Regions from separate parts of the Homo sapiens genome. Here region 2 is linked to region 1. Evidence: chromatin loops called from intact Hi-C (ENCODE). Cell type or tissue: heart left ventricle. All regions are shown on one strand. Each heading gives the region's core, and the rest is flanking DNA. Links, peaks and the distances in the headings are about the cores only.

Region 1 (15,574 bases), core at 6,155-11,154:
CATTTTCCCTGTTACCTTTTCCCTGTTCAAAGTACCGGTGTGGTTTCTGTCTCCTGCCTAGTCCCTGACTAACACATGGCCCTAATTTAACTCACCATAACTCTCATCTGTCCCAGTCCAGCTGAGGTGGGATATTAAAGAAAGAAAAGAGAAATAGAAATTAAAAGGGGGGGGGGAAACAAGCTGCCTGTGATCTCCTGCTTTACCCCGAGGTCTCTCTTGTCCTCCTGATTTTTTTTGCAACAGAGCAACCCCTAAGCCATCTCACTGCCTCCACGCCCATCCATCTACAGTCTCCTTCCACAGCACCCTGCTTAAAACCCTCCAGAGACTTCTCAGCCAGGGTGAAATCCACGCTCTGCCCCGTGGTGCTCTGCCCTGCCCCTTCCCACACTCACCCTGGACCTGCGTCTCCCCTTGCTCGCTAGGCTCCGAGCCCAACAGCATCCCCGCCCCAGGGCCTTTTTTGGGCCACTCTTTGGACCTGGCCTGAATCCCCCAGGGCATCTGCTGCCACCACCTCATCATGTGAGCCTCTGCTCTGCCTCTCCCCTCGGGGAGGCGTTCCCTGACCAACTACTGGCTAAGGCCCCCTCCTGGTCACCCGCTGTCACATGGCCTCCTGTTGTTATCCTCCCCGCATGCACCTGTACCTAGAATTGTCATGGCTGTCTGTTCTGTGTCTGCTCCCCACTCCACCCTCGGCAGCGTTAAACCCTGAGACCAGGACCAGGCACTGCCTAGCATCTCCAGCACCAAGGACAGTGCCCGGCACACAGGAGGGGCTCAGCGAGTATTTGTTGACTGACTGTTGATGTTGCAGCCTTTATTCGAGTACAAATCTACAGAATACGGTAATTACATACCCAGCATTTTAAAAATTCAGATTTTCAGAAATAACAACCACCTGAAAGAAACCCTGGATCTTGTGGGTTTTCTTCATAAACTTCAGCACCTTTGTCCTTTCTCATCAACGCTGTGGAAAATGCTGTACGGTCAGGCCTGCCGCTGAATGAAGTCACTTCCTACTGAACCCTGGGGTGGCCCTGTGCGACTCCTCCGATGGACAAGGCTGGCCCTGGCAAGGGGAACGTCCACACAGGCCTCTCCAGCAGAAGAGCAAGAAACTGGAAGGTTCTCTGATGATAAGTCCTGCTCTCTGAGAAGCAGCACAGTCAAATGTAGAGAACACAGGACTAGGGGCTGTGGTTAGAGCTTTTGCCATAGACTGAGTGTTTGTGTCTCCCCAAAATCCATGCATTAGATCCTAATGCCCAGTGTGATGGTATTGGGAGGTGGGGTCTTTGAGAAGTGGTTGACGGGATCCGTGCCCTTACACAAGAGGCCATGGAGAGCTGCCTTGCCGCTTCCACTGTGTGAGCATGCATTGAGAAGACCCAAGAAATGGGTCCTCACCAGACACCAGATCCGCAGGCGCTCTCATCTTTGGATTTCCCAGCCTCCAGACTATGAGAAATAAATTTTTGCTGTTTTTAAGCCACCCAATCTGTGGTGATTTTTTTACAGCAGCCTGAACAGACTGACAGCTTTGTTCCCCAGTTTGTCACCTCCTGTGTCCTTGGGCCACACCCTTAACCTCAGTCAGTGACAGTTCTCCCCCTGCAAATGAGTAAACTAAGGAGACCTTGCTTTGAGGGAGATGTGTCCTGTAGAGAGAACACTCTAATTAATGCTAATTAAGCTGTTTCCTAATACAAGCCAAAGTAATCATTAAGAAAACAATGTCAATGGTATTAGCATTTGGTTACACTCTTGGGAACAGCTCAGAAAATAAAAGCCTATGAATGATTCCAGAACATGCTTAGAGCTGCTTCCTTGCTGCTGCCACCCAGATCTGACTCCTTAATAAGCCTGAGAAGTCTCCACGAGGAGCTGTTCTTGCCTGGAGCCTCTGGAAAATTGACATAACTCACGACGTGTGTCAGATTGCAGCAAAGATGGAGCTCAGAGAGGTTCCATTCCTGCCTGCTCCATTTTTGAAAACCAAGAGAAACTCATCAGAGTGGCAAGAGAGTGGCCAGCTCTGAGGAAAAGAACCCCTGGGTGGACCTCAACACCCACCCCCGGCACTTTCTGAGCCACTGCTTTCCTCTGCAAAGTGGGGCTATAATCTCTACCTTCAGGGAGAACGCAGATTACAGATACTATATGTACACAGTAGGTAACCAATGAATGGTGTCAAACGTCCACCATCTTGGGGCATGCGGAGTGCAGGGATCCGGCCACAGACCCGGGCCCTCTTCCAGCTGCCCAATCAGAGCCCGCTGCAGCCCACTCCTCACCTGCAGGCCCCTTGCCCCCAACTCATGGGCAGGGTCCCTCTGAAGCTGTTACCCTCATTACTAGAATGTAAGGTCACGGGGCAATCTGTGTGGTCCACAGGTGCATCCCTGGCACCTAGAACACACAATCAAACATTCAGTAAATGTTTGTTGAGGGTCATATGAATGAATGAATGAAGGAAGCGCCCAACGCCAGCCTTTTAGCCAACATTCTCTCATCACGAGAATTTTCTAGGGGCTCAGACACCAGTCCCTGGGTCCCTCCAATTCCAAAGACACACACAACTATCCAGACAGTTCCCTCAAATGCCTCCCCCAGACTTGGGAGAGACTAGTGCACAGGCAGCCTCTCCAGAGCAGTCCCTGCACCAGCCTCCTCAAGCTCCCCAAACTCTCACCCTGCCTTATTCTCCCTGGAGTGGGTGAGGGCCCATGCTGGTAGAACAGCTCTCAACCGCCCAGGCAGAGATGGGCTACCTGACACCTTGTGCTTTCTTCAGAACCCCTCAGGGCCTCAGCTGAAGCTCAGACAGAGTGCCTGCGTGCGCGCGCACACACACACACACACACACACACAACCTAATTTTCAACACACTTGCACAAATATAGAAACATCATGGGGAAAAATGCAAAATACCTATGATTTCTGGAACAAGATCCAAGATGACAAAGATATTCCCTGCTTATTCTGCTCATGCCCGGGCTCCCCTGCCCACCCCCAGTGCGTTCATGTGATATCATGAAAAAGCAGCAGGGGTGGCATGAACTTGCACACCAGGCTGCCCAGGCTTGAGACCCAGCTCTGCCACCTAGAAGCTTGGAGCCCCTGAACAAGCTGCAATTCTGTGCCTGGGCTTTTCTGACTGCAAAATGAGGATAATCACAGCCCCTGCCTCCAAAGTGTCCCGAGGATCAAATGAGTTGATGATACTTGCACGGCGCTCGGATCGTGGTAAGTGTGCTGCATAAGTGCTCCTTAAATCACCATCTGGAGTTTCCATACCAACCTCTCCCTGGCTTCATCTTATTTTTTTCTCCCCCTCATTTTTATTCCTCTCTGATTTCCTCACGTATGTTTTTTAATCTTGTCATATTGAGTGCATCTTTGCAAACTGCTTCTAATTCTTCAGGGAACTAAATGCTGTGTTTCGTGCTCTCTTTTCCCCGTCGCCTCCTTGAATATTTAGTAAGTCTTTGTGAGGACGTCAGCCCCTCCCTGCTGGGCTGGTGGTGTCCTGGGTAAGGGGGCCGTGGCCGCCATGGGAGCAGCACACAGGCCCAGCTTGCTGGGGGCCGCACTCATGGGAAACAGAGAGGGGTGACAGTGAGAACAGAGGCAGGGACAGAGCCAGCTCCTTGATCCTGCTGCCCCTGGAAGCTTCTCCTCCCAGCATCAAGCCCAGGCAGATTTGGGGTTCTGTTGTTTAGGAGACGTGGGATTTCCTTGCTGTAAGTGGGACAAGTATCATCACTGTTAACCATCATGAATGAGAATGAAACAGAATGAGAAGACAAAAAGCCAGAAAGATGTTCTCATTCCTCTGTGCTCACACAGCTCATCAGAGAGGGTTGAGGCATGGGACCCCACGTTCTAACCCCAAGGAGTCCCCATAACCCTGTCTGCTACCCTGAGACACAGGTCCCTTCTTGCTCACATGAAGTAAGCCATCTATTTTTTTTTAATCCCCATAGAACACAAGCGGCAATGAAAAGACACAATATAAAGAAAAGGTTAAGTAGATCAGTGGTTGCCAGGGGTAAGCGAAGGGGAAGATTGGCACAGGTTTCTTTTTGAGGTGACTGATGAAGTGTTCTGGAATTGCTGGGGGGGTTACACAAACTTGTGAATACGCTAAAAACAACCAAATTGGACAATTTAAAAGAGTGAATTCTATGGCATGCGAATGATCTCTTAATTAAAAAAAAAAAAAAGCCTGCAAAAGTTTCATTTAAAACCACAGAAGGCCGGGCACAGTGGCTCATGCCTTTAATCTCAGCACTTTGAGAGGCCACAGCGGGCTGACTGCTTGAGTTCAGGAATTCGAGATCAGCCTGGGCAACTTTGTGAGACTCCGTCTCTAAAAATAGATACATAAATAAATAAATAAATAATAAAATAACACCACAGAGCCCAAAGCCCCAGACCCATCCTAGACAAGGATGCTCCAGGCCTGACGTTGCCAGTGTCTGCAGCAGGCCATCGTAGGACCTGAGTGTGCCTTAAGGGAGTGTGGGATCTGTGGCTGAATTTCAGGAAGATTCAGCTTGTATTTCTTACATGGGAAAGACCCTCGGAAAAGTAGGGGTTGATCTCCCTTCCCCTTCATCACTGGTGGTGGCACCCCCACGGGCACCTAGTGAGGCCAATAGGATCATCTCAGGCACCAAGGTACTCCACGGTCTGAAAGTATTTTTTTTTTTTTGAGACAGAGTCTTGCCCTGTTGTCCAGGATGGAGTGCAGTGTGGCTCGATCTTGGCTCACTACAAACTCTGCTTCCCGGGTTCAAGTGATTCTCTTGACTCAGCCTCCCGAGTAGCTGGGATTACAGGCGCCCGCCACCACGCCCAGCTAATTATTGTATTTTTAGTAGAGACGGGATTTCACTATGTTGCCCAGGCAGGTCTCGAACTCCTGACCTCAAATGATCCGCCCGCCTCGGTCTCCTAAAGTGCTGGGTTACAGGCGTGAGCCACCGCGCCCGGCCCCCTCTCTAAGTATTGTGATTTCATAGGATCCCCTGGCGGTCCCATGAGGGAGACAGGGCCACAGCCACTGTCCCCATTTGGCAGCTGAGTGAAGGTGGAGCTCAGAGGTGGATCCAAACCCAGGCTGGGTTTCCTCGTGGGTCGGAGATGTCTGCTTTACTTTTATTAAAACATCGTCCCGATCTGGCACACCTAAAGCTGTGTATCCGAGTGTGCCGGGCCGGCTCCCTGGGCCCCACCTGCCTTCAGGCCTCCAGCTCTTGCCTGCAGCGACCCCTGGTGGGTGCGCCGGCCTCGTCACCTCCAGGCTGGGGACTGGGCTTCCCCGGAGGCCGCACCTGGAAGGAATACGCCCCGGATAAGGCCCGCGATGGAAACGGAACCCGGCTGGCTCACTGCCAGCGGCCTGGTCAAGAAGGCGGGCTCCGGAGCCCGACTGCCGGGGGTACTTGCCCACCTCACCCGCCTGCCAGCCCTGTGTCCCTGGAGTCCCCAGCCTTTCCACCATCTCAGGCCTGGGATGGAAACAGCACTTCCTGCAGATGGCTTGGGAGGCCTGGAAGGACGGTTCAGGTAAAGTGCACCGCCCGGGGCCGAGCAGCGGCCACAGTACACACACAGGCGCTGGTGCTGCTCCTTGCTGTAGGCCCGCCCCACCTGTTCATGTTCATCAACCCACGCTATGAAATTAGTTCACTCTACGCCAGGCACAGTGGCTCATGCCTGTAATCCCAGCACTTTGGGAGGCTGAGGCAGGTGGATCGCTTGAGATCAGGAGTTCGAGACCAGCCTGGCCAACATGGTGAAACCCTGTCTCTACTAAAAATACAAAAAATTAGCCGGACATGGTGGTGCGTGCCTGTAATCCCAGCTACTAAGGAGGCTGAGGCAAGAGAATCTCTTGAACTTGGGAGGCGGAGGTTGCGGTGAGCTAAGATCACACCACTGCACTCCATCCTGGGCAACAGAGCAGACTCTGTCAAAAGAAAGAACGGAAGGAAGGAAGGAAGGAAGGAAGGAAGGAAGGAAGGAAGGAGGGAAGGAAGGGAGGGAGGGAGGGAGGGAGGGAGAGAAATTAGTTCACTCCACAAACACATCAAGTGTCCCTTGTGTGTCTGAGGCAGGGAAGGGAGGAGACCTGCCTCTTAGTGTTCATAACAAAGAAGGACCTGGACCCTCCCAGGCCACAGGAGCCTCGGCCTGCATCCAGGCCACAAGGGTTTACTAAGCACCCTGTCAGTCCTGCCAGGCGCTCAGGGACCAATGAGATCCCACCTCTGGGAGTCACTGCAGCCCAGAGGGGTGAGGGGCAGTGCCACAGAGAGGCCAGGCCTCCGTGGAAGGAGGGAGGGAGGGTGGCCAGCCCCAGGGAGGGAGGGAAGCCTCACAGGAGAAGGGCACACGTGTCCAGAATGTTCCCTCTCCACAGAGAGGGTCTTTCTCTCCAAAGCACACTGCTGCAGGCAGCATCCGTGGCCCACATAGAAAGAGGCTCGCCTTTGATCCAGCCTGAGAGGTTCCCTTTTTTGTCTCTGCTCAGAAGCGCAGCCTGAAAGGAGAGTGAGGCACTGCCTCCTTTTGAAATCATGCAATTGCTGCTGAGACCCCAAAGAAAGATACAAATTCACTGGGATCTTTCCCCAGATCTGCGTTGCTCTCACTGTAGAAGCTGTTGGGACTTTGCAACAGTATTTAGAAAACACCTAATGCCCAGTTTAAATCTTCTTCAGAAGTCTGGGGATGGGGGAAGGGAGAGGAAATTATTTTAGAATTCCGCTTCCGTGTGGCAACATCCAAAGATAAGAGAAACACAGAGAGCACTGGTGGGACCTGGGAGGAGGCAAAGATTTCTCTAAACAAGCGTCTGGGGCTTCCAATAACCAGACACTGGCTGCCACTTCAGGGTCTTGGCACCTCGAGCTCCAAGCTCCACTTCCAGACACTTGATGGCTTCCAGCCCTGGGGATGTCATTTAACCTTTCCAGGCTCGATGTCCACATCCACTTAACTTCATACATCTCCCTGCAGAGCCCACTATACAGCAAGTACATGCCCTGGAATCCAGGCCCTGCCTCCGGGAGTTCCAATCTGTGTATGGGTATAAGAGGGATGTGTCTCTATTCATAGGGGCTTACAAGGCTGGTGCCAACCATACTGGCACTCTGGAAACTTCTGAGAAGGGGCTCAAACATGTTCTGAGGAGAGGGCCCAGCCGCCTCTACCTGGCAGAAGTCAGGGAATGAGCCCGCTGTGGGTTTTTGAGGTTCTGGGGGCCACTCCCCTTGGCTGTGAGGCTTATTACCCCACTGTGGTGATGGACTGAAAACCCCCAGAGGGGGTGGGGACACACCAAGCTCAGAGACACAGCAGCAAAGTGGGGGCCTGAGAAAGCTGCCTCCCAGGCCTGCTGATCGGGAAATTCCAAACGGGAAAGGATGATTAACAACTGCGGGAGCCGGAGGAGGGGAGAGGAGAGGGACCGGACAGGGAAAAAGACCCCAGATCCTGGGCCTGCCCGAGGGCAGGAGCCAGCCTGGCCAAAGTGAGACTAGAGGCCACACAGACATGGGCCCCTTCCGCGGAACTGGCCTGTCGAGGGAGCGGGGCTGTCCCTGACACAGAGCCTGGGCTCTACATGGACACCTGTCCAGGCAGGGGAGGGGATGCTTTCTGACTGCTCTGCCTCTGGGAAATGGGGACTCCTGGCCTTTCTCCATGCCCCAATATCATCTGTGAGCTCCCTCCCACCCATCACTTGGCCTTTTAAGGAGAGTGACCCCAGAGGGCTGGAGTTCTGGGAGCCTCCAGAGTCCCGGCTTCTGCGGGTCTCAGTGGCTGGGGGGGCGGGGGGTGGGACCAGCGCTGGCCTCGACCTTGCCTTTTCTGCGTCCGCCAAATGTCCCTGGGGGCCCAGGTGATCCTCACCGCCTCCTTACCCTGTTCCTGTGGCAAGCCACAGCCTGGCCTCCAAGCCAGCTGCCCCTCCCCTCAGGAGATGCCTCATCTGGGGTCGCCCTCTTCTGCCCTGGACCCGACCTCCTGGAAGGAAGACCGAGGCGGGAGATGCTGACTGCAGGATTCAGCCAGCCCAGGGCCTGAGCCTGGGCCCTTCGGTCCACCACAGCCCCGATTTTTTAGTGTAAATATTGTATCTAAGTACAGCACATACAGAGAAAAGCGCACGAGTCCTGAGCGCACAGCTCAAATCCCACACGCATCCCCGCAGCAGCCTGCGCAGAGCAAGGGCAGAGCGCCCCCTTGCGGTCACTTCCTGTCACTACTCAACCGAGGGTGCCCGCTGCAAGGTTAGGTCTCCTGGCCTCGTGCTTCAAACAGGAATTAATAGAATCCCACCAGGTGGTGTTTGTGAGGCGTAGATGGCGAGGATATCTGCAGCTGCAGTTTGCTCATTCTCACGGCTGCACTGCATTGCACTGTGTGAGCAGAACACAATTTATCCTTCCACTGCTGATGGGCATTTGGGCGGTTTGCAGTTTGGGATCTGGCCAGTTCTGCTGTTGTGAGCATTCTTAAGCCTGCCTTTCGGTGAATTCACACGCCCGTGGGGTGAGTATGTGCCTGGGGTTGGGATGCTGGGTGGGTGTGTTCCAGTTCAACATTGCTGGCAGGATTGTTGTCTATTTCACTCCCCGCCATATTCCACCACCTCGAATTGTGCCTGGAATATCATAGGTGCTCAGTAAATATCTGTTGAAATGAATTCTCTCCTCTTTTTTTTTTTTTTTTTTTTTGAGACAGGGTCTTGCTCTGTCACCCAGGCTGGAGTGCAGTGGCACCATCATAGCTCCAGGGGACCCTGGCTTGCCCGCCTCTGCCCTCAGCGCCCAGCAGAGAGCCTGGCACATGAGGAGAGAGAGGTTTGAGGGGAGAGGAAGGAGAGGACATTCACACCCCATGACTGGCTGCCCAAGGCAGGACAGCAGGGGTCCAGGAAGGTGGCTGGGAGGAGGAGGATGACTACGGCCGGGAGCTGGGTTCCGCTTGGAAACTGCATCCTGTCAGGCCCTAGAATCTGTCAGACACACAATCACGCGATGAAGGAGACGTTGGTATCAATTAACTCGTGTTCAGTGAAGGCCAATCCTGTCCAGTGAGCAGATTACTTGTGTCTGCCAGGCAGGGTGTGGAGGCGAGGGGCACATCGTAGCTGGATCTGAAAGCTGCTTATTGCACCCAAATCAGCAGCTGACGACACCTCCCATTCAGGCTACCCAGAGGTCTGACCGATGACCTGCCCCTGCCCCAGGATGTGGGGCTGCCGGGTGAAACGCAGTCTTAGCAGCTGCAAGGGAGGGCTCCAGCCACCATGCCAGAAGAGGCTTACAGGGAGAAGGAGCCGGAGAAGTAATGTGACCAGTGCCGCTGATTCTTAGTGAGCTGAGCAGTTTTGTCAGGTGGGGGCCACCCTCAGAAACAAGCCAGCCTGCGTTTCCCCGAGTCAAGAGAGTGCCGTAGACTACAATGTGCACGGGCCCGGGAGGAGGGCAGCGCCACAGCCCTGGCCACGGGGTCAAGGGGAAGGCTAAGTAGGTGGGGGCAAGTGGTCACAGCGCTCATCAACGCCCGCCCTATCACAGTAGACTCATCTGCGGCTCCAAGTGCCAAGGGTGAGGCCAACCCAAACCCACTGCAGTCAAGGAATCCCGGAAAGAGAGAAGGGGGGTCTCACCAGCGGCTGGAAGCAGAGCGGAGTCCGCTGCGCTCCCACAAGGGCCCTCCCCGCCAGCCCCTGTGGCTCAGGGACAGTGAGGGGCTGGGCCGGTGCAGGAGGGAGCTCATTTCTCCCTAGGAGGGAGACAGAGAGGCTAAGTGGGGAGGAACTGAATGTTCTGAAAAGCTGACGTGGCCAAGCGCCCAAGGAGACCACAGAAGTGCCCCGTGTGCCTCCTGAGCCACCAGCCGGCGGGGGTGGCACCAGGCAGACCTCAGCTCCAGCCCACTCTGCGCAGGTGGAGTCCCCGTGTGTCCAGGGGCACAGCCACGCCCGCGCAGGGGGTGACCCGAGGGCCTGGAGGGGCAGTTCAGTTCAGCTCTAAGTCTGAGGCCACATTCTCCCTATTTCCTTGAACTAATTTCTCACTTTAACTGAAGACTTAAGTATCTCCTACAAAATTGCTTTGCCCTCATGGGCTGGGTTTTGGATTTTATTTTTGAGAGAGTGAGCTCCAGAAAACAACTTAGAATCCTCTTTTGTCCCTTGGCTGCACTCCCCAGGCCGCCAGGGAGGAAAGGCCCTGCTGCTTCCTGCAAAGGCTCTGGGTGCCACCCCATGTCCCTGCAGACGCACTCCTGCCCCATAGCTGTGCCCGCAGGAAAAGGTGCCCGAGAGAACCTTGACCCTCTGGCCAGAACCAGGCAGGCTTGCAAACTCACTGAGTTCCACCAGTTCAAACACAAGCATTCAGCCAAAACAAATGGAGAACTGATAGGCACGGAGGTCCACAGCATATTATTCACGGATGCGTTCATTCATTCCAACATTCATTCATTCATTTTCCCAGGCCGTGCTAGGAGCTGGGACACAGCCCAGTCCTGGCCCCTGTCTTGAAGCTGCGCACCCACACTGGAGGGGCAGACACAGGCACTGCTTCTACATGCGGGTGCAAGGAGGCAGTGTGGAGCAGGAGCGGCCCCTCTACCTCCCAGGGCCTGGGGTGAGGAAGCTTCCTAGAAGGGCTGCCATGGCTTAAGGGTTGAGTGTCAGCCAAGGTAGTGGGGGGCAGAGAAGCATCCTAGGCAGAGACAGCCAGAGAGCAAAGTCTTCCATGCAACACGCTTGAAGAACTTGGGCATGGCGGGAGCACAGAGGACAAGCCCTGCCACCTCGCGAAGGCATGTGGACTTCACAGTGCCGCCACGGAGAAGCTGAGGTTTGATTTATGCCACTTTTAGGTGGTCAGAGGGACTGTTTGACCCGACTTCTCATCCTTAGAGGAATCCAGGGATGGACTTCAGAGCTCACCTCCAAAAGAGATTGGAAATGTAATCACGTACAGTGTCAATATGTACACCTACTATGTACCCACAAAAAATTAAAAATAATAATTAAAAAAAGAGGCTGTTGCAATAGCCCAGGCCAGAAATTCTGGGACCTGAACTAGGATTTGTGTGGAGAGGAGAACATGCCACTTAGGTTTCAAATTTGGCAGGATTTGGTGATTGACTCAGTGAAAGGCAGAAAAATTGTTTCTAATCTCCACCCCCCAACACCGTGCCTTCTAACAAGGGCAGTTCCTGGTAAGGACAGGATCTTTTGATTGGAGAGCAAAAAGTCAACACCCTTGGTTATTATGGCTTTTGGCCAAATTATAGGCAATAGCAGGCAATGGAAGGAGGAAAATGAGAGTCTGGAGAAGCAGGGCAGAGCCCACCTGCTCAACTAAGAGAGGGGACAGGGCTGTGAGGCACGGGTGCTCCTGAAGCTGAAGAAGCCAACAGCGCTGGGAGCTGCCTGGGGGCGGGAGGTGTCCATGAGCCAGGATTCTGGGTATGAGTGGCCCAAAAGAGACCCTGGGAGAGAGGACATCAGGGGAACAAACAGCTGAGGAGGTGGGCATGACACAAACCCTTCTCCCAGCCCAGAGCCTCTCCAAAAGCTCAGGCCAGATATCGCCCTTTTCACAACACCGGGTAAGCAGATTCTCTCTTGGGGAATGAGAAGGGCACGAAGACCTGTTGAAGCCAGTGCAATCCTGGAAAGTGCCTGGACAGCACCCCAGAAGAGAGGGTGACCTGGGTCACTGAAGACGGGGTGGGGGATAACACTGTTAACGTGATGATACATCAGCTGTCCCCAGACCACACCAGCATCTGGAGTGAATGAAGCGGGCACCCTAGCAGGCAAGGAGGAAGCCCTGCTTTGCTGGTCATGCATCCCAGGCTTCCGGAGTGCCCCTGGGAATTTCCGAACACATCCATGCACTTGTGACCCGGGGGCCAGAGCCAGGGGTCATTTGGCTTTGTGCCCCCTCCAAAGCAGGGGTTTCCAGTGTAGCACATTTGTGCCCCAAATTCTCAGAGGTGTTTTATTCGCAGCGCCTGTCCTCAGAAGAATCAGACATGATCCAAAGGGGGCTGGTAGGGGACACTGAGACAGCAAGGCTGCACCATGCCCAGTGTCGCCTGCCCCGCACAGGCTAGCAGGAGACTGGCACTGTGCTGCCCCTTCGTCCCAGCTGCCATCTGCATGGGCGGAAGAGTGCCCTGGGCCCTGGTGGTGCAAGGAGGGCGGGAGACAGACCCTCGCATTCCTCTGGTCTCAGGGTCGTGGGCCTGGGTGGAGGGGGCACACACCCTACTGGAACAGGGTGCTCCAGGCTGTGCCCATGGCCTCGACACTCTGCACTTCTTAAAGGGGAAATGACAAACGGCAGCCTGTTATTTCTCTTCCTCACCCTCTGAAACTACTTCCTGCCCATTGAATTTCTGATACATTTTAATTGAAAAATTGATATACAGATAAAGCAAATTGGGGGTAGGTTGGAATGAATAGTTGGAGCACAGAGGATTTTTAGGACAGTGAAACTACTGTGTCTGATACTATAAGAGTAGATGTGTGTCATCTCCATCTGTCCAGACCCATAGAATGCACAACACCAAGTGTGAACCCTAATGTAAACTGTGGGCTCTGGGGGATAATGAGGTGTCAATGTAGGTTCATTGTAACAAACATGCGGGCTGCTGCGGTGTGGGATGTTGATAGTGGGGAAGGCTGTGTGTGTGGCAGGGGGAGGGGTTTTATGGGGAATTCACTGTCCCCCTCAACTTTGCTGTAAACCTAAAACTGCTCTAATAGACTAAATGAAGTCTATTAATTTTATTACATTGCATTAAAAAAATAAAAATAAAAAGATTAAACTTTCACAAACTTTTTTTTTACTCTAGTTCTAAAGAATTGCAAGAAAAAAAAAATTTTTTTTTTTTTGAGACAGAGTCGTACTCTGTCACCCAGGCTGGAGTGCAGTGGCGTGATCTCGGCTCACTGCAACCTGTGCCTCCCAGATTCAAGTAATTCTCCTGCCTCAGCCACCTGAGTAGCTGGGATTACAGGTGTGTGCCTCCATATCCCACTAATTTTTGTATTTTTAGTAGAGACGAGGTTTCACCATGTTGGCCAGGCTGGTCTTGAACTCCTGGCCTCAAGTGATCTGCTCACCTCAGCCTCCCAAAGTGCTGGAATTACAAGTGTGAGCCACCACATCCAGCCCTTATATTTCTTCTGAAAACCTACACTTTCATTAAATTTTCAATCACTAAACTTTATTAGTATGTGGCAGACACTGTTGTAGACAGATGTTGCCAGCACATAGGAAGGTTCTCCTCTGTTCCCTCATGGAGGCTTCATCCTAGTGAAGACAGATGATAAACAAATAAATATGTAAATAAGGCTGGGTGCGGTGGCTCACACCTGTAATCCCAGCACTTTGGGAGGCTGAGGAGGGCGGATCATCTGAGGTCAGAAGTTTGAGACCAGCCTGGCCAACATAGTGAAACCCCGTCTCTACTGAAAATACAAAAATTAGCCAGGTGTGGTGGTGCATAACTGTAGTCCCAGCTACTCAGGAGGTTGAGGCAGGAAATTGCTTAAACCCGGGAGGCGGAGGTTGCAGTGAGCCGAGACTGTGCCATTGCACTCCAGCCTGGGCAGTAGACCAAGACTTCATCTCAATCAATCAATCAATCAGACACATATGAATTCTGATCAGTTCTGAGGAGAAACTAAACACCAAGTTTGATGAACTGCTCACCCGGGGGCACTGTCACTTCAGATCACCTGGTGTGAGAAGAGCCTGAAGAGGTGGTACATAAGCTGAGACTGCAGTGATGGAGGCAGCAGGTCGTGCCAAGGCCCGAAGGCAGGAACCAGCCTGTTGTGTCTGAGGAAATGAAAGAATACTGCCATGAACAGAGGGAAAGAGGGAGGGGTTTGAGGTGACGTCAGAGGCAGGCTCTTAAAGGTCTGCTCAGGAGGGCAGATTTTTCTTCTATGTCTTATAAGAAGCCACTGGGAAAGGTTCTGTCTGTTTAACAGTTTTATTGAGATATAATCCACACACCATATGATTCACCCAATTAAAGCGTATAATTCGACCTGGCACAGCGGCTCACGCCTGTAATCCCAGCACTTTGGGAGGCTGAGGCAAGCAGATCACCTGAGGTCAGGGGTTTGAGACCAGCCTGGCCAACATGGCAAAACCTCCTCTCTACTAAAAATACAAAAATTAGCCGGGTGTGGTGGCAGGCGCCTGTAATTCCAGCTACTCGGGAGGCTGAGGCAGGAGAATGGCTTGAATCCAGGAGGCAGAAGTTGCAGTGAGCCAAGACTGCGCCATTGCACTCCAGCCTAGGCAACAAGAGCGAGACTCCATAAAAAAAAAAATCCATTATTCAATGGTTTTTAGTAAATTCATAGATATGTGCAACTGTCCTCTCCCAACTCCCAGCCCTAGACAGCCACAAACCTACTTTCTGTCTCTATAGACTTCCTAGTTCCGAACTTGAATATGAAAGTAATCATGTGGTTATTTTGAGTCTGGCTTCTTCCACTTAGCATAATGTCATCAAGGTCAATCCATATCGTGGCATGCCACTGCGCTTCCTTCCTTTTAATAGCTGAATAATATTTCCGTTGTATAGCATGGCACTTTTCGTTCATCCATTCGTCAGGTGATGAACATTTGAGTTATTTCAGCCTTTTGATTATGATGAATAATGTTGCTAAAACATACCTGTATGTGTTTTGTGTGGACATGTGTTTCATTTTCTTGGGTAGATGCCTAGGAGTGGAATTTCTGGATCACATGGTAACTGTTGAATTATTTGAGGAGCTGTTGGACTGTTCTCTAAAGTGGTTGCACCATTTTACATTCCCAAAAGCCGGTGTTGGAGGGTTCCAATTTCTCCACCTCTTCACCAACACTTGTTATTCTCTGACTTTGATTCTAGCCAAGCCAGTGGGTATGAAGTTATTTCTCATTGTGGTTTTGATGGACATTTCTCTGGTAACTAATGACGCTGAGCATCTTTTCATGTGCTTTATTGGCCGTTTCTATGTCTTCCTTGGAGAAATGTCTACTCAGATCCTTTGGGCATTTTTAAATTGGTTCTTTTGTCTTCTTATTATTGAGTTGTAATCATTCCTTATACATTCTAGATACTAGTTCATTACCAGACATATCATTGCAAATATTTTATCCCACACTGTGTGTTGTCACTTCCTTGATGGTGCCCTTTGAAGCACAAAAGGTTTTAATTTGATGAATTCCAAATTGTCTATTTCTCTTCTGTTGTCCATTGGAAAGTTTTAAGTAGGGGAGAGGAGTGTGAACTAATTTAAACTTTTTCAAGAATCCATAAGAGTCTGCTTTGTGGAAAAAGAATTTTAAGATACCGTATTAGTCAGGATTCTCTAGAGGGACAGAACTAATAGGATATATATATACAGAGAGAGAGAGAGACAGAGAGAGAGACAGAGAGAGAGACAGAGAGAGACAGAGAGAGAGAGGAGTTTTTAAAATATTAACTCACATGATCGCAAGGTCCA
Region 2 (15,574 bases), core at 4,701-9,700, 150 kb before region 1:
TTCAATTTGCCCACCTGCCTCCTGGGGCTGCTGGGCCCTCTCTGCCTTCACCCCCTGCCCAGGAGATGAATAGCACCCTCTCTCCTTCACCGTGTCAGTGCTACCATCTGTTTAAACAAGATGCCACTCAAGATGGGGGGAAGGGTGGTATTTAGAACCTCAAGTAGAATATTAACTATCTCTGTCTCTACAAAGGGGTGGGTCTCCCCTCATAAGGGGAACTTCTCACTGGTCTGGGTCCCCCCTTAGACTCTGGCTTCTCATCTATGTTTCTAGGCCTCTCTTTCCCTGCAAATTGCTTATTCAGACCTTGACCCTCTTCCCTGGTCACTAAGAAGCCAACAGTGGAGATCCCCAAATTCCTGATACTTTATCCTGCAGAATGATTTAGTGCTCTGCTCCCTACCTTCCTCCTCAGGCATGGGGCTCCTCCCAGGTGCTGCCTGTATCAGCCTGTTTTCACACTGCTGTAAAGATACTATCTGAGACTGGGTAATTTATAAAGAAGAAAGGTTTAATTGACTCACAGTTCCACATGGCTGTGGAGGCCTCAGGACACTTACGCTCATGGCTGAAGGTGAAGGGGAAGCAAAGCATGTCTTACATGGCGGCAGGAAAAACAGAGCATGAAGGGGGAACTGCCAGACACTTTTAAAACCATCAGCTCTCGTGAGAACTCACTCACTATCATGAGAACAGCACGGGGGAAACCGTCCCCATGATCCAGTCACTTCCCACCAGGTTCCTCCCTTAACACATGGGGATTACATTTGAGATGAGATTTGGGTGGGGACACAAAGCCAAACCATATCCCTGCCTGTTCCAACCCAGGTGTCAGATGTTTTCTCCAGCAGGAGTGATCTGCCTCCCATAGGAACCCTGCTCCGCCCCACAAATACAGAAGTGTGGCCATCACTTCTTTTTTAAAAGCCTTTATTGGAATTTTTTTCTCATATTCATAAAATACAGTGTGCTGCCAAGTTGACTGGTACAGTATAGCAAGAAGAGATCTCAGGAAACAAAGGAGAAGGACCCCGGGCAGCGACGGGCAGGGAGACACAGCTTAGTTGAGCCTGGAGGCTTGCTCCCCTGAGAGCCAGGAGACTTCTGGGCTGGACAGATGGACCAAGGAGCTTAAGCCAGCTGCACTTACCAGGACTGGGCCTTCAGCAGGAAGGAAGGCTCTGTGAGGAGAGAGGAAGATGTCTCTCTTAAGGGAGAGAGGACAGGGCCTGAAACAGAAAAGTTCAACCTCACCTCTGGGCAAGATGTTCTGGAAACGAAATATGTAAGATTTGTCTCCTAGTTTGGGCCAGGCCTGCCTTTATTCCCTCTGCAGCCGGAGCTGTGCCTTGACCCACACCCACCCTGCCACCACAGTGTCTGCTGTACCCAAGGCAACCCATCTGATAATATGAAAGTGAGGGGGGGATTTGGTGAGAGAGCACTTTTCCCAGAGGGGAGGTCAGAAGGGGAGAAGGGCCCACCCAGCTCTGTGTGGGTTCTGGGAGCACAACCTCTCAATTTTGTTAGAATTAACCTTTCTCCTGAAGCACTGCAGCTGCAAAGAGGCAGATGTGTGTCGATCAACATGTGAGCCTGGAGATGCCTCTGAAGGATGCCCATCAACAAGATGGCTTTCTGGGTTTTGTTTTAGTTCTCTTGTTTGCTTTCAAATAACAGAACATATCAACAGATGCATTGGCCAGACGATGCCTCCCTAGCATTTAGCAAAATATCAAGCAGTTTTTTGATGCCCAAAAGATTCCTTGTTTCTGCAGTGGGTCTGGAGGGATGCAGCTCCTTGAACCATGGGAAGAATCAGAGCTTTATTTTTTTTTCTCTTTACGAAGAGCTACCAAGAAGGGCTGGAAATTATCTGGTTCATCCCCTGCCTCCAGATTCCCCGATCAGTTTGGTCTGACCCAAGAGCCACCTTAGTTTCTTCATGTGGACGATTGTCACAGGGACAAATGGTCTTCACCCTCTCCAGTTGTTACTGCTGTCAGTAAAAATTGAGTATGCATTGCCAATATATGCAGTAGTTATGTATTGAAACGTACATATTCCAGGACTACTTTAGTAACACATTCTGTACAAAAATAGAAGTTAAAAATAGATTAAGTAAAAATAAAATATGAATGTACTAATTTGGAAAGTGTGCCCCCAAAATTCATGTCCTCTCTTGAAGCTCAGAATGTGACCTTATTTGGAAACAGGATCTTTGGAGGTATAATTCCTTAAGATGAGGTTGCCCTGGAGGAGGGTGGACCCTTAGTCCAATATGACTCGCATCCTGATAATAAGAGACTGAGACACGCAGGGAGAATGCCAGGTGACACCAGAGGCAGAGACCAGAGTGATGCAGCTACAAGTCAAGGCACCAAGAATGGCTGGCGGCCCCAGAAACTAGGAGAGAGGCATGGAAGGCCCTCCCCTAGAGCCTTCAGTGAGAGCATGGCCTGCTCACACCTTGATCTTGGACTTCTAGTCTCCAGAATGGTGAGACAAGAAATTTCTGTTGTTTTAAGCCATTTTGTTTGTGGGCATGTATTATGACAGCAGTAGGCAATTAATACACTAAGATTTTAATATTTTCATTTTGCTCCTCAATGGGGTGTCTTGTACAACCTCTGTATGACCTCCACTTTCGAGACCATAGATCAGAGGTGTCCACAGCAGGCCAAGAAGGGAACTGAAGGCAGGGACAGGGCTGCCTGGGGTGAGCAGGGGCTGGTCAGCCCCACTCCCAGGAGCTGCTGTGTCCTGATTGGTCCCTGTAGGTGCATCACTGATTTCTAACTGGAAAACTTGGAAAAGATTTATTGCTCCTGACTTGTCAACCAATCAGAAGAGAGTTATTAGCTGGCTCCAGCGTGTTCCTCCTAGACTTTTCTGTGGGGCTCCAGATTCACCTGCCTGCTGGGACCCTGCATCTGTTTTCTGGGGCCCTTGGGCTCAAGATGTCTACAGCTGAGTGCTTGGTTTCCTTCTGCAGCTTGTTCCCCTCAGCCCCAAGTGAGGCCAGTGTTAAGATCATTCATAAAGTTTCCCAAATCAGGAATCTAAGAGTCATCTTGGAAGCCTCTCTCCCTGGTCCCTCAACTTCAGCACATTTTGTTGATCATGCTGATAATCAGCAATGGTCCGTCCTCTACTCTCTGGAATACATAGGATGAAGTGAAAACCCCTGGCTTAGCCCCCAGTCTCTTTATCAAGGGTCTGCAACAGACACTGTGGTCCTGCCACACACAAGCTCCTCCCAACTTCCTGGGTCTTTTTTCTTTTCTTCTTTTTTTTATTATTTCTTTTTTCTTTTCTTTTTTATTCTTCTATAGAGCCTGGAAAGCTAAATACTTGATTTTTCTAGACACCTGCCATAGAGTGGCCATAGGACCCTGTTGTGGCCAACAGGACGTAAGCGGAGATCTACTTGGGAAGGCTTTCACTCTTGGAAAGAAGAAGGGATTTTGCCCTCTGCCTTCTTCCTACATGGAAAACAGATGTCTGGAAGTGCAGCAGCTATCTTGTGAGTAGGAGGGCAATAGTCTCAGTGGAAGGATGGTAGAGGACAAAGAGAGATACAGAGGCTGGAACCCTCATGGCTTCGTTGAGCAGCCATTGGCCTGGGATAACCTACCCCCAAGTTACACAAGGAAGAGAGACTCTTAATTGTTAGCCACTCTTGGTCACATTTCCTCTTGTTCCAGTTGCATTCCAACTGGTCCTGGAACATTGTGGTTGCTCAGTAAGTGTGAGCTCCTTTCCCTTCTCCACTTGCTTGCTGCCTGACGTAGTCACTCTCTCCATTTCCTGAGGAATTTTCTAGAACTCTAAGGGGAAAGTTCATTATCCTGGCAGACAAGTGCGTGATGAGATTAAGGTCTCTGTAGATAAGACAATTCTTTGAAACTGCTCATGTTGGACCCTGACAAGGGCTCAGTGAGTGTGGATGCCAACTCCCAATCTTGTCTTCCCTCTTTTGGCAGAAATCTCAAAAAGCATGGGCTGGGCAGACATCCTTCTCCCATGACCATCGGTGCTACCTGGGGGAGTTGCGGGTCATCTCCCCACAGCCCAGGCCCCCTTGTGATCTGCTGCGTGCCTTCCAGCTGGCCCTGCTGGAGACAAACCCCAGTGCCCACGCCCTCTCCTCCTGGGGCTCCTAGCCCACCACTGCCCTGTGGCTTTTCTCCCTTCCTCCTAGGACCCCACATCTCGTCAGTATTTAGGATGTGTGGATTCTGCCTCCTTGGTGGCTGTGGGGTCTGTCCAGTCCCCAGCTGTCTCATTGCCTTGACCTCAGTCCAGCCCATGTGCCATCCCACCACAGTCCCAGCTTCTGTCCCCGCCTGGCTCCCCTCACCCATCATGGGCTCTGCAGCCTCTAAAACATCACTTCTGTTCTGGACGCGGCCTTTGTCTATGAAGTTGCCTTCATGGTACTTTACATATTTTATTTTATTTTTAATTTCAATTTTTATTTTTTGAGATGGAGTCTCAGAAAATAGTCTCGCACTGTGACCTGGGCTGCAGTACAGCGGCGTGATCTCGGCTCACTGCAACCTCTGCCTCTCAGGTTCAAGAGATTCTCCTGCCTCAGCTCCCAAGTAGCTAGTATTGCAGGCACCCACCACCACACCTGGCTGATTTTTTTGTATTTTTAGTAGAGACGGGGTTTCACTATGTTGGCCAGGCTGGTCTCAAACTCCTGACCTCGTGATCTGCCTGCCTCAGCCTCCCAAAGTGCTGGGATTACAGGCGTGAGACACCATGCCCGGCCTACATATATGAAAATATTATTTGCTGACATTTAAAACCAAGGCCTTTCACATGCATATTCTGCTTTCCAGATTCTCTGGAAGAATCCGAGGCTCTGTGGGTGACAGGCTGCCTTTCCTCACAGGAAGCCGTCAGTGTGAGAAGGAGCTGCCCCTTCAGAAGGCGCTCCCCATCCAGTCCCCTGCTGGCTGCTTCCAGTCCCTCAGACACAGGCCTGCTTTGACACGCATCAGAGGCTTATGAATTCCATTCAGTGGATCACAGCCAGGATTTAAGAAAAAAATGAAATGGAATTAGATTGAACATATCAGGTTGACTATATTGCATGTAGCAAGGCTAAGTATTGCTTTCTGCAACTTTTAATTCAGATATTTCCATGGCCTCAGACATGTGTACTGAGTCGCGGTGTAAATCTATTTCTTACTCTGGGTCCTTAGCCTCTTGGTCTCTATCTCTTTAAAAGGCCTCCCAATCCCAAAGGAAGAAAAAGTGGGAGTGGGCAGGGGTGGTTGCCCACTGTTCTGGAAGACCTTAGAGATGAAGGGCTGCAGTGGCTTTGTCCAATAGCTTCCTGCCTCCATTCTCTGGTCTTATTCCTCTGGGGTTCCAATGAATAAAGGATTGTTTTCAAAAACGGAGGTCTGCTACACTCTGGAAGGGATCTCCACCAGTCTTCTCCGTTAGAGCAGTTTTACCCTGTGTACTCTCTTTAAACTCTTCCAGATGTTAATGGTCATTACTTGAAATAAGCCTTGTGCTCTGGCAAGTTTGGGCAGTGCTGGACTACATGAAATAAATGGGTTTCTTATCTGCAGGATTTCTCAGACACTCCAGGAGTTCTTGACATAGTGTTCTCTAGAAAATACTTTGGGAAATGCATGATTAGAGGTAAAACCTGGAGGTGCTTCAGAATTTGAAAGTTTAATTTAGGCTGGAATCTTGAAAGGAACCTGCAGAAAACTTGACTTTACTCCTTCCCACCTTACCCAGTGAATAATCCCTCATCATTGACGTCATTCACGAAATACACAGGCTATTTAGACATTGATTCTGCCCTCCACAAGCTAACAGTCTACAGTGCGTAAGATGGAGACACACATGACTGTAACACCTTGTCTCCAAGGGAAAGAAAGGTAAAGAGACAGGGTTCAGACACAGGGTTCCTGCCAGCCGAGGGGACTGGGCACTGAGAAGGAGGCAGGTGTCTTTGGGTTAGGCCTTGAAGGCCGTGTGAAATGAACACTCACGCAGAGGGGACGGGGTGGCATGGACACTCCAGGTGAGAAGGAGTGTTCTGGGGAATGTTTGGAAGAAGGTGAGCCTGAGACAAAAATAAAGGAACAGTGCTGGGGCCAACCTGCCTCTCAGAAGCAAACAGTTGGACTAATGCTTCAAGGGCACTGTATGGGTAGGAAACAAAGAAACACAGGAAGGCCAGATGTTGGGGTGCCTCAAATATGGGGCTGGAGGCTTCCACCTTCATGGTGTTGGGCAAAAGTCATGGAGGGATTTGGGGCCAGTGACAAGGGCTTCCTCAGTCTTTGACCACATGTATCCGGGCAGGGGAGTCACTGTCTCATGGCTGGATAAGCTTGTAGCCCTTTCTTCCAGTGAGCCCTATGGCTGCCACCCCGAGTCTTAGCTCTCTGTAACAAACAGCTGGGCAGGAGAACAGTGAGAACCGAGTCCTTGTCTGGTCTTTGAGATTTCCAGGGCGCTCTAGCAGCGGCACCTAGACACAGCCACCAGCCCACCGGGGGCGTTATCTCCAGGGCTGGCCAGCCAGGATGAGTAGAGCCTGTGACCCCTCTCCCCCTCCAGAATGCCTGGCGCTGTCCCTGACTTGGGGACCGTGTGGCTGTGTGTCTGTCCTCCCGTCAGCCACCAGAACAGTGTGGCCTTGGAGAAGCGCTTCATGTCGCCAGGCTGAGCAGATAACTTCCCAGGGCTGACGCGCTCTGCCTTTCAAAGGGGGCTTCTCTGTTGCAGAGCCAAAAAGCACAACACTTTTTCGGTCCAAGAGCAGAGCTCAGAAAAGTAGCTGTTGGGGGAAGTCGCCCAGCCTGAGCTCTGCGTCTTCCTCCGAAGCCTGGGGTGGAGGGAGGGAGGGATGTGCCGAGCCAGGACCAGATGGCTCCAGCTGGATTCGTCTCCCGGAAGAGAGGCCACTGTCATTTCCCCTGATTCCTAGACTCACAGAGCTGGAAGGGTCCTCGAGAGATCACTCCGTCTGTCTCCCTGTCTTGAAACGAGAAAACATCTAAGCCACCAGCTGGCGTGGAGCATCCGTGCAGAGCGTAGTGGGAAGCAGGATGGAGGAGCTCGGGGAGGCGAGAACACAGCGCCTGCTCAGCGGAAGGGCAGGGGGACAGGGCAGGGAGGTGGGAGAGGGCTGCAGGCTGGGGGCTGTTGGCTGAGCCCCCGCTGCAAAGTGCAGAGGGTGCAGGAGCCGGAGCGCAGTGCAGGCTGCATCGGCCTATTTTTAAGAGGACTCCTGTGTGAGGAGCCCACACTGTTGAGAAATCATGGGATTTGAAATCAAGCCAAGTCTCTGAGATGTTTGTACCCCTGAGCCATAGATCCCTTCCAGTGGCCCTTTCTGAAAACCCCAGTGTTGTTTGGGGCGGTTTCATTTTGGTCAGAAGACATTAAAGTGTGAAGATAAAAGCAACGCATTTGGTCCTTTATTGGCAAAATAATTATTTGGCTGAAAAATCTCCTAAGGCCAATAATGACTGTGAAATAATCACTGCACTGCACCTCACCCGGCATCTACCGGGAAATGCAAACAAGGCTCTACATTTGTCTTTCATATTATTTTGTCCATAATTGGGTACTGGCTTAAAAAAAAAAAAGTACATTATTCCAATGAGAAAAACAACAAAAATGGCCAGGTGCGGTGGCTCACGCCTGTAATCCCAGCACTTTGGGAGGCCGAGGCGGGTGGATCATGAAGTCAGGAGATTGAGACCAGCCTGGCCAACATGGTGAACCCCCATCGCTACTTAAAAAAATACAAAGTTAGCCAGGTGTGGTGGCGGATGCCTGTACTTCCAGCTATTCGGGAGGCTGAGGCAGGAGAATTGCTTGAACCCAGGAGGCAGAGGTTGCAGTGAGCTGAGATCATGCCATTGCACTCCAGCCTGGGCAACAAGAGTGAAACTCCATCTCCAAAAAAAAAAAAAAAAGAAAAACAACAAAAAGAACAAAATTTTACCACCAGATGGAAAAAGCAGACGAGGGAGTAGAAGCTTCCAGAGCGGGAACTGAGGCCGCCTGCTCAGAAAGGCCAAGGAGGAGGTTGACCAGACGCTTCTGCTGGAAGCCTCCTGGGTCCTGTGGGTTCTCCTGGGCTGTCTGCTTGGCTGGGTCTCCCAAGGCCTGAGGCCCACGTGCAGGTCTGGAGTCCGGTCAACCACAGGAGGCCAGTTGGAAAGCCTAAACCACTGGATACATTCAGGATGAGGGAATGCTGTTTCCGAAGCTGGCACACAGATGCCTCGCTGCGATTGTCCATGGGAAAGCCTGCCTCCTCTCTCCAACTTGGAAACTGCCAGAGGGCCAGGGTCTGTCTAAGGCACCTTGGGGACAGAGCCTGGCACCCAGGAGGTGCTCAGGGAACCGGGGTTGCCCCGGCGACCTACCTCTAACTTGAGGACGAGAGTCTTTTCTCTTTGAACTGAAGTGGACACTGCTGGCTTTAAGTAGATGTCGTAGGAGGAACTCAAGTTTTGATGTCCTGCCTGGATTCAAACCTTGGTCTCTTCACTTGCCAGTTGGATGAACTTCACCATTCATTTATTCTCTTTGGGCCTCAGTTTTTTTTCCACATGTAAAATGGGGCTAAGATGAATGAAAATTGAAATACTGCATGGGAATCCCTAGAGCAGGAGCCCTTTACAGGCACTCGGGAACAAGAAGCAGCATTCTTCGCTCTCGGTTCATGCGGCCTGGTTCCACATCACTGAGACGTGATGCTGGAGCATTCCCTGATACCTAGAATTCTAGGAATGCATGGGGCGGGTGCTGTTGGTGTAACAAATCTGTTCACCCTCATGGGCTTCTTCTTGGTGTTGAATCTGTGCAGAAATTCAAAGCAAATAGGCTTGACAGACTCCAAAAACTTTCATTAGGCACCAGTAATAGAAGCTTCCTTCCACTGCTCTTGACAAGTGTGAATATCTCGCTGATGCCTCCAGCTGTCAGAATGGGTGCTGGGAGCCTCTGGCATGGTGATGGGCCAGCGTGGGAAGCCCTAGGACCTGGTGGTGGGTGTGGCTTCTCAGGTGGGCAGAAGCTGGCAGTGGACCCAGGATCAGGAGCTGGGGGGTATTTATGGCAGTGGGTTGGTCAGAGCGATGACACTCAGGTCGTGAGTGGTTCTCAGTCTCGGCTGCAAGTTGGCATCACCACAAAGGCTTTAAAAACTAGTTGCCTGAGTCCACCCCTCGGAATTGTGATTTAATTGGTCTAAGGTGTGGCCTGGGCAGCAGAGTTTTAAAAGCCCCAGGTGATTCCAGTGTGTAGCCAAGGGTGTGAGCCAGGGGTGCCCAGAGCAGAGCACCGGGAGATAGGGGGAAAGTGGGAAGGTTGGCAGCACCTGCCAGTCACCTAGATGTGAGAACAGCCAGGTGTGCAGAACAAAATAAGACCGGCTTCTGGGCTGGAATACAGAACCCCCATGGGAGAGAACTGGCAGGAGCCCCATTTCCTGAGATTTGGTTCAAAGTCAAAGGAAGACTCATTCCTATTCTCTGTTCCCCAAGCACCCTGTGCCACCCTGTCAAAGCCTGCACCTCCCTGCACTGCAGTTATTTGATTATTTGCCTGTTTCCCTTGGCCTATGAAGACATTCTGGAAAGCAGAGGCTGTATTATTTTAGTCTAAGCGCCCCCGATAACAAGCACCATGCCGGGCCCAGAGCAGGCCCCTGGCTGGTGTGTATTGAATGGAGCAGACCCCATCTTCAGTCACGTGTTTGGTCCGAATCTGATGCTTCTAGATCCATCAGACAGCAGCTGGTTGACCCCAGTGCCTGAGCTGAAACTGAGCCTGTATCAAGAATCAGGTGATTTCATCTGTGAGGAAAAGAAAAAGAGCTTGGGGCCTGGCAGGACCTGATACCTTCTCTGATTATTTGCCTAAACGAAGACTTTCTTTAATGAAGGCATGACTTCTAGTCACCATGAACCATTTTAGGTTTGAGGAGGACATGAAACAGCTATTACATTTTACAGAGCAGTTTCTTAATCTGGTTTATTTTTTATGTTTTGGCTTGTGCTCATAAGCCATTAATTGCTGTGCCGAAAGCCAGGGTGACGTTAGCAACCTACCACTTGGGAGGTGATGAGAAGAAAAGGAGCTGTGAGCTGATTTTCTGAGTATGAGTTGAGTCTGTCAGCTTTGACCTTTCCAATCCAACTCAATGCCTATTCAACAAAAACCCTGACATTTCAAAAGGCAGCACATCCAGCCCACATCTTTATGTTACAGGCCGACCACTTTTCAGAGCCTTCTTTCTTCAGAGCTATAGCCAAAAAAGTAGCTTGGCATTTCTGATACTTCTGTTCCCTAGCTTTCTGAAAAATGAAGGGGAGACAGGCAAGATAAAAGTGTCTGTTCGCTGATGTCCATTCGCCTAAATGGACCTGCGTTTGCTGGTGGGTGTTGATGTGTCGCACACAGCTTTATTTTGCGTTGAAAAGGAGAGGACCGCAGGTGTCGGGAAGCAAGATGAGACAGGTGGAAACCCACTTCGGTACACCTATTTTTAGCTCAGATTCTATTTAAGTGGAAGTGATAACTTCAAGGTAACTGGCAAGACAAAATGAGTCTGTTTGCACAGTAATTGTTTTGCCCAAAAAAGGAACGAACATCCTTAAGGTAATCCAAAGGCTGAGTGAAGGGAAAAATCAAAACAGGTTACTGAGAGAAGAACCTCTGTAGGAGGTTTAAAGAAATTAGCACAGCCAGAAAAAATACAGTGATGAAAGTGAGGCTCCGGTTGATCAGAGGAGCCATCGACCGCTTTGCTGGCTTTCCCTCTCCTATGGCGGCTCCTGGGGTTCTCAGCACCCCAGCAGGGAGAGGTCACTAGTACGGGGGGCTGGACAGTGCTGGAGTGTATCACCACATGCAGACCACCCTGAAAATCCTGAAACCCACTTCTTGACCACAGGCCTCTAACCTTCTGGGTCCCTTTGCCCTCAGTCTGATCATACCTGTGCTTTGACCTCTTAGAGATGTGCCCCTTCCCTTTATACCTGTCACCCCCACCTCCATCTTCACCCTCTTCCCTCACTGGCACCCTCTTCCCTCATGGCGGTTGGCTGAACTAAGGTCTTGCCAAACCCTCAACCCCCTTGTCCCTGGGTCAACTGTACTATCTTCCCTCTACTGGAAAATGCCCTCGTGATGCAGGTGGCAGTGCTGGGCACAGCTCTGCCCAGCTCTCTCCTCTCTACTAGGTGAAGGACCACAGGAGAGCAGAAGTCTCGTCTGTCTGATGACCTCCCTCAGTCTGGCCCAGAGCAGGTGCTCAGTAAGTGTGTGTCAAAGGAATATTCCCCTTGCCATATGAAGTGGGTGTCGGGGCAGAATTTAGGAGTTCTTTGGTCTCGGCACGTTTGCTGTGTGATATGGAATAACTCTCCAGTCCATCTTTTTCTAAGTTTTCTTGAGTACATGAGGGAAGGGGGCAGTGGCCCAAGGTGGGAGTTAATGGTCCTGGACAGGCCACGGACCACCTGGAAGACAACAGTCACTGAGCATGTATTGAATCCTATGTAGGCAAGAGGCTGAGGTGGGCTATGCAGACTATAAGGCCCCAACCCTCCCTCCTGCCCCTCCCATCCCCAAGGCTCCCTTCTTGGCTCTGCCTTGGATTCTCTGGTGACTCTAGCAAGTTACTTTTTTTCCTTGAACTTCCGTGTTTTTCTCAATGAGACAGAGAGTTCCACCGGGTCATCTTGGGGGTCCCTTTTGGCTCTGACACCCCATTACTCAAGTCCCATCATGCTGACGGGTGGTCGGAGCTTTTTCCTGGGAATTAGAATATGCTCAGCCCACAGGGCTTTCCCTGGGCCCCGCTGCCCCACCCCACCCAGGACAGGAACATTTCCAGGGCCAGAGGTGGGCAGCAGCGATGGGAAAATCTAAATCGATTTCAGTACAGTGCGCCCCGGCCTGCGTTGAGCGGACGTGCAGGAGGACTGCATTGGAGAATGGATGGAAATCTGAAACTGGGGCCGAGCAAAGACGTGTCCTATTTTTCCATTTGGGATTTTCTTTCTGGTAGAAACAGCTGTTCTCTTCATCCCTCATTTGTAAAAGGGGCCCGATAACAAGGACGGTGCGAGTGTGTTACAGAGTCGCTGCGAGCACTCAGTGAGAGAATATGGGAGAAGCACGGGGACTCAGCCGGGTGCAGAGTTCTGGCGGAGGGGCCACGATTATTCTTATCATCCTTCCTGTCATTTAACTTTTCCCTTTCCATAAGTTCTGATAAAAGTCTCCTAGGGCTTTCCAGCGCCTGGGTTTTCTCCTGTGCAAAGCCACTTCCATTATTTTTGCTTTCAATTCAATTTCATTAGAAAAAAAAGAACATTTATTTTCTTTTTACTCTAGCTCTTCCTTTGAAAAATGTCAGGCAAGTCAATGTGGTCGGTCTTGGCAGCCATGTTACATTTAAAAAAAATTAAAACGATGAAATATTATTTGAAAATTATAGAAAATTGGTGGGTAATGAGACTGGCTCTGATTCACATTCAAAATAGCTTTCCTATCTGGCAGGAACACGCTCGGGTTGGGGGAGGGCGGGCTGGAGGATTTGAAGGCAGAGCTCTTAGAAACCCGGCTTTCCCCTTCTCATCTGCCTGTGGAGATGATTGATAATCTCTTCCTTTTTAGAGAAAAATATAATTTAAAAATGGTACACCTCTTTTTTAGTTCACAGTTGTAAGAACATTGGAATAGCAGATTCTGTTTCAAAATGACCTGCGTGATAATGTCACAAAAAGATCAAAAATTAAAACCCCAAATTCTCAAAAGATAGATATTAATAACTCATGACAAAAGCATGGACTGTCTTCAGCAAACAAGCGATTTGTGTGGGAATCGCTGTGCTTTGTGAAAATAATTACAAAGTTACTTAAACTAAGCTTTTCAGCCAATCGCAGGAAAAGAAATGCTTTGGCCCATATTTAATATTTTCAAGAATTTCTCTCCACCTTAAGTTAGGATCAGATTTGCCTCCATGGATAAATTAGGTGCACAAAAGAGCAGCCGGCTGGCCAGAGGAGCAGGGTCGTCTTTGTGGTTCTCTGTCCCATCCCACGCCAGCCTCCGGGGATACTGGGTGACAGGCGGCAGGGAAGGCTGGGCTGTGGACTGTTTCATCATCAGTTTGAGGTTTTGAGGCCAACCCTTCAAAGCTTGATTATTTTCTCTGAGGCATCAGGTCAACGATTCCTGTAGCTGTCGCCGGGGATGACGGGAGGAAGTGGGGCTTCCTAACAAAGGTCACTTAGCCCAGAGCTGCTCTTGCTTTGAGAGTTATGCATTTTCTGCCAAAATACACTGATAAAATGACAAGTCATAATAGGAATAAGGTTTTAGAACTTCTGCTATATCTTTAAATAACATTCTGTTGTCCCTTCCCTCTTTTTGTTTGCTTTGTACAACAAAAGTAATAAAAACAGTTACAGATTGTATAGAAAATGCAGATTACAAAGGGAAGAAAATTGAAACCACTCTATATCTTTCCATCTGGTGAAAAGCAATATTAATATTTTGGTAGATACTTTGTGTGTGTGTGTTTGTGTGTGTGTGTGTGTGTGTGTGTATTTGGTCACCTATTCATTCAATAAATATTTATTAGCCCTCACTTATCATACTTAATATATTAACAAAACAAAAACACAGTTTTGTTATCCTCTCATGACATTAAAACAACGTCTTTCAAAATCACTTTTAATGGCCTCGTAACTTTCCATTGCATGGGTATACAAATATACTGAAGTAGTCTATTCCTTGAACTAATAAACGAATATATACAATTCATCATTTCAGTGTGGCTTAACATCAAAAGGCCCTTTCCCACTTTAATCAATATATTATTATTATTCACATGAATAGTATTATAGTTTTAACAACAGTAAGATCAACCATGAACATTTATTCTGTATTTAACTGTGTGTCAGACATTGAGCTTAAAGTTTCATATGAAATATTTTATTTAAATCCAACAACAATCCTATGAAGTATCTACTATACGCATATTACCTGTCAGGTTATAACATTCACCCTAAATTCTCAGTCCCTTTATGCAAAGGAAAAATTGGATTTCTTTCTCTCTGTGTCTTTTAGCATTACCTCAGATTTTGCAAATTTTGGTTTGACTAAAACCAGAGAGTGATTATAAAAGACCTATTATTTTAAAAAGCATAAATATACACGGAAATAAAATTTCAAGCAGTACACGATAGTATGCATTTCAGAAGTGGAAATCATTTGACTGTTTTTGTTTTGTTTTATCTTAATATGTTTAGATGTCTCCTTTTGCTTTATTATTTTGAAGCAATATTTATTAATGCCCACACATGAAGACTAAAATATTTAGATTATTTTCACCTCCACCTCTTTCCCTAACTTCTCTTTGCAATTTTTTTTTGTCTTGAGACAGAGTCTCACTGTGTCACCAGGCTGGAGAGCAGTGGTGTGATCTCTGCTCACTGCAACCTCCACCTTTCAAGCTCAAGGATTCTCATGCCTCAGCTTCCTGTAGCTGGGATTACAGGCATGTACTACCACACTCAGCTACTTTTTTGTATTTTTAGTAGAGACAGGGGTTTCGCTATGTTGGCCAGGCTGGTCTAGAACTCCTGTCCTCAAGTGATCTGCCCTCTTCAGCCTCCCAAAGTGCTGGGATTGGATTACAGATGTGAGCCACTGCGCCTGGCCTCTCTCTGAAATTTTTAAAGTAGCAATTACAGTTCTTCTATGGTTTCCTAAGGATCTGAAAGTAGACATCCCATACCTGGTCCTAATCATATGTGAGTAGAACACAAAGGCTGGGTGCCTTTTTCATCTTTTCAGAGTGCATACTTTGGTAATCATTTCAGAAAAGTGAGTGGAAATTGTAAAGTCTTTGTATATCTAAAAATGCTTTCACCCTTCTCCTCCACCTAATTGGTTGATTGGCTGTGTTTGGAATTCCAGTATTAAACTAGTTTTCTGCCTGAACTTTTAAGGCGTTGTTTCATTACCTTGTAGTGCTCATTGTTGCTGAGATGTCTGAAGTCAAAAAGCTAGGAATAAAAATAATAATAATACCAACAAGCAAGATTATTAAAAAAATTATTCTCTCTTTAGCTCTTAGGATTCTCTTTTTATATTTTTCACATTTTAGCTGGGTTCAGTGGCTGTAATCCCAGCACTTTGGGAGGCCAAGGCAGGAGGATTGTTTGAGCCCAGGAACTTGAGACCAGCCTGAGCAACAGAGTGAGACCCCGTCTCTATTTTAAAAAGTAAAATAAATAAATAAATAAAAATTTGAAAATATATTTGATGCTCTTAGATATCATAAGGGTATAACCAGTTTGATTCATGTGTTCATTTTTATTCATTATGCTTTCAGCATTAAGAAATCTTTCTCTATTGTTCTGTCTGTCCAAAACTCTTCTATGTTGCTTAGCTCTTCTCATAGTGACATAATTTGGACCTGTGTCCTGCCCAAATCTCATATCGAACTGTAATCCCCAGAGTTGGAGGTGGGGCCTAGTGGGAGGTGATT

The links. A loop is a pair of places that touch in the nucleus more often than their neighbours do. Peaks named below come from ENCODE experiments on the same cell type or tissue, not always from the same donor. Only the 100,000 strongest peaks of a DNase experiment are listed, where the experiment ranks them.
Region 2: it touches region 1 in a loop (2.0-fold over the local background); 2 of 110 quality-filtered maps call a loop at or near these places.

Annotation. Positions count from the first base shown.
Region 1 is chr2:10,825,205-10,840,778 of GRCh38, reverse strand. It overlaps a transcript of PDIA6 not described here. Among named protein-coding and RNA genes, the nearest start is that of PDIA6, 20 kb to the right of the region's middle. RefSeq lists enhancers at 473-973, 5,014-5,514, 9,149-9,649. In heart left ventricle, for the core only: CTCF peaks have their summits at 8,062 (motif pointing left) and 8,265 (motif pointing left); a DNase peak (open chromatin) is centred at 8,258; H3K27me3 peaks cover 3,686 bases.
Region 2 is chr2:10,974,847-10,990,420 of GRCh38, reverse strand. No RefSeq gene overlaps it. Among named protein-coding and RNA genes, the nearest start is that of KCNF1, 71 kb to the right of the region's middle. In heart left ventricle, for the core only: no CTCF peak of the experiment used is centred there; DNase peaks (open chromatin) are centred at 6,990 and 8,150; H3K4me3 peaks cover 747 bases; H3K27ac peaks cover 3,645 bases; H3K27me3 peaks cover 359 bases.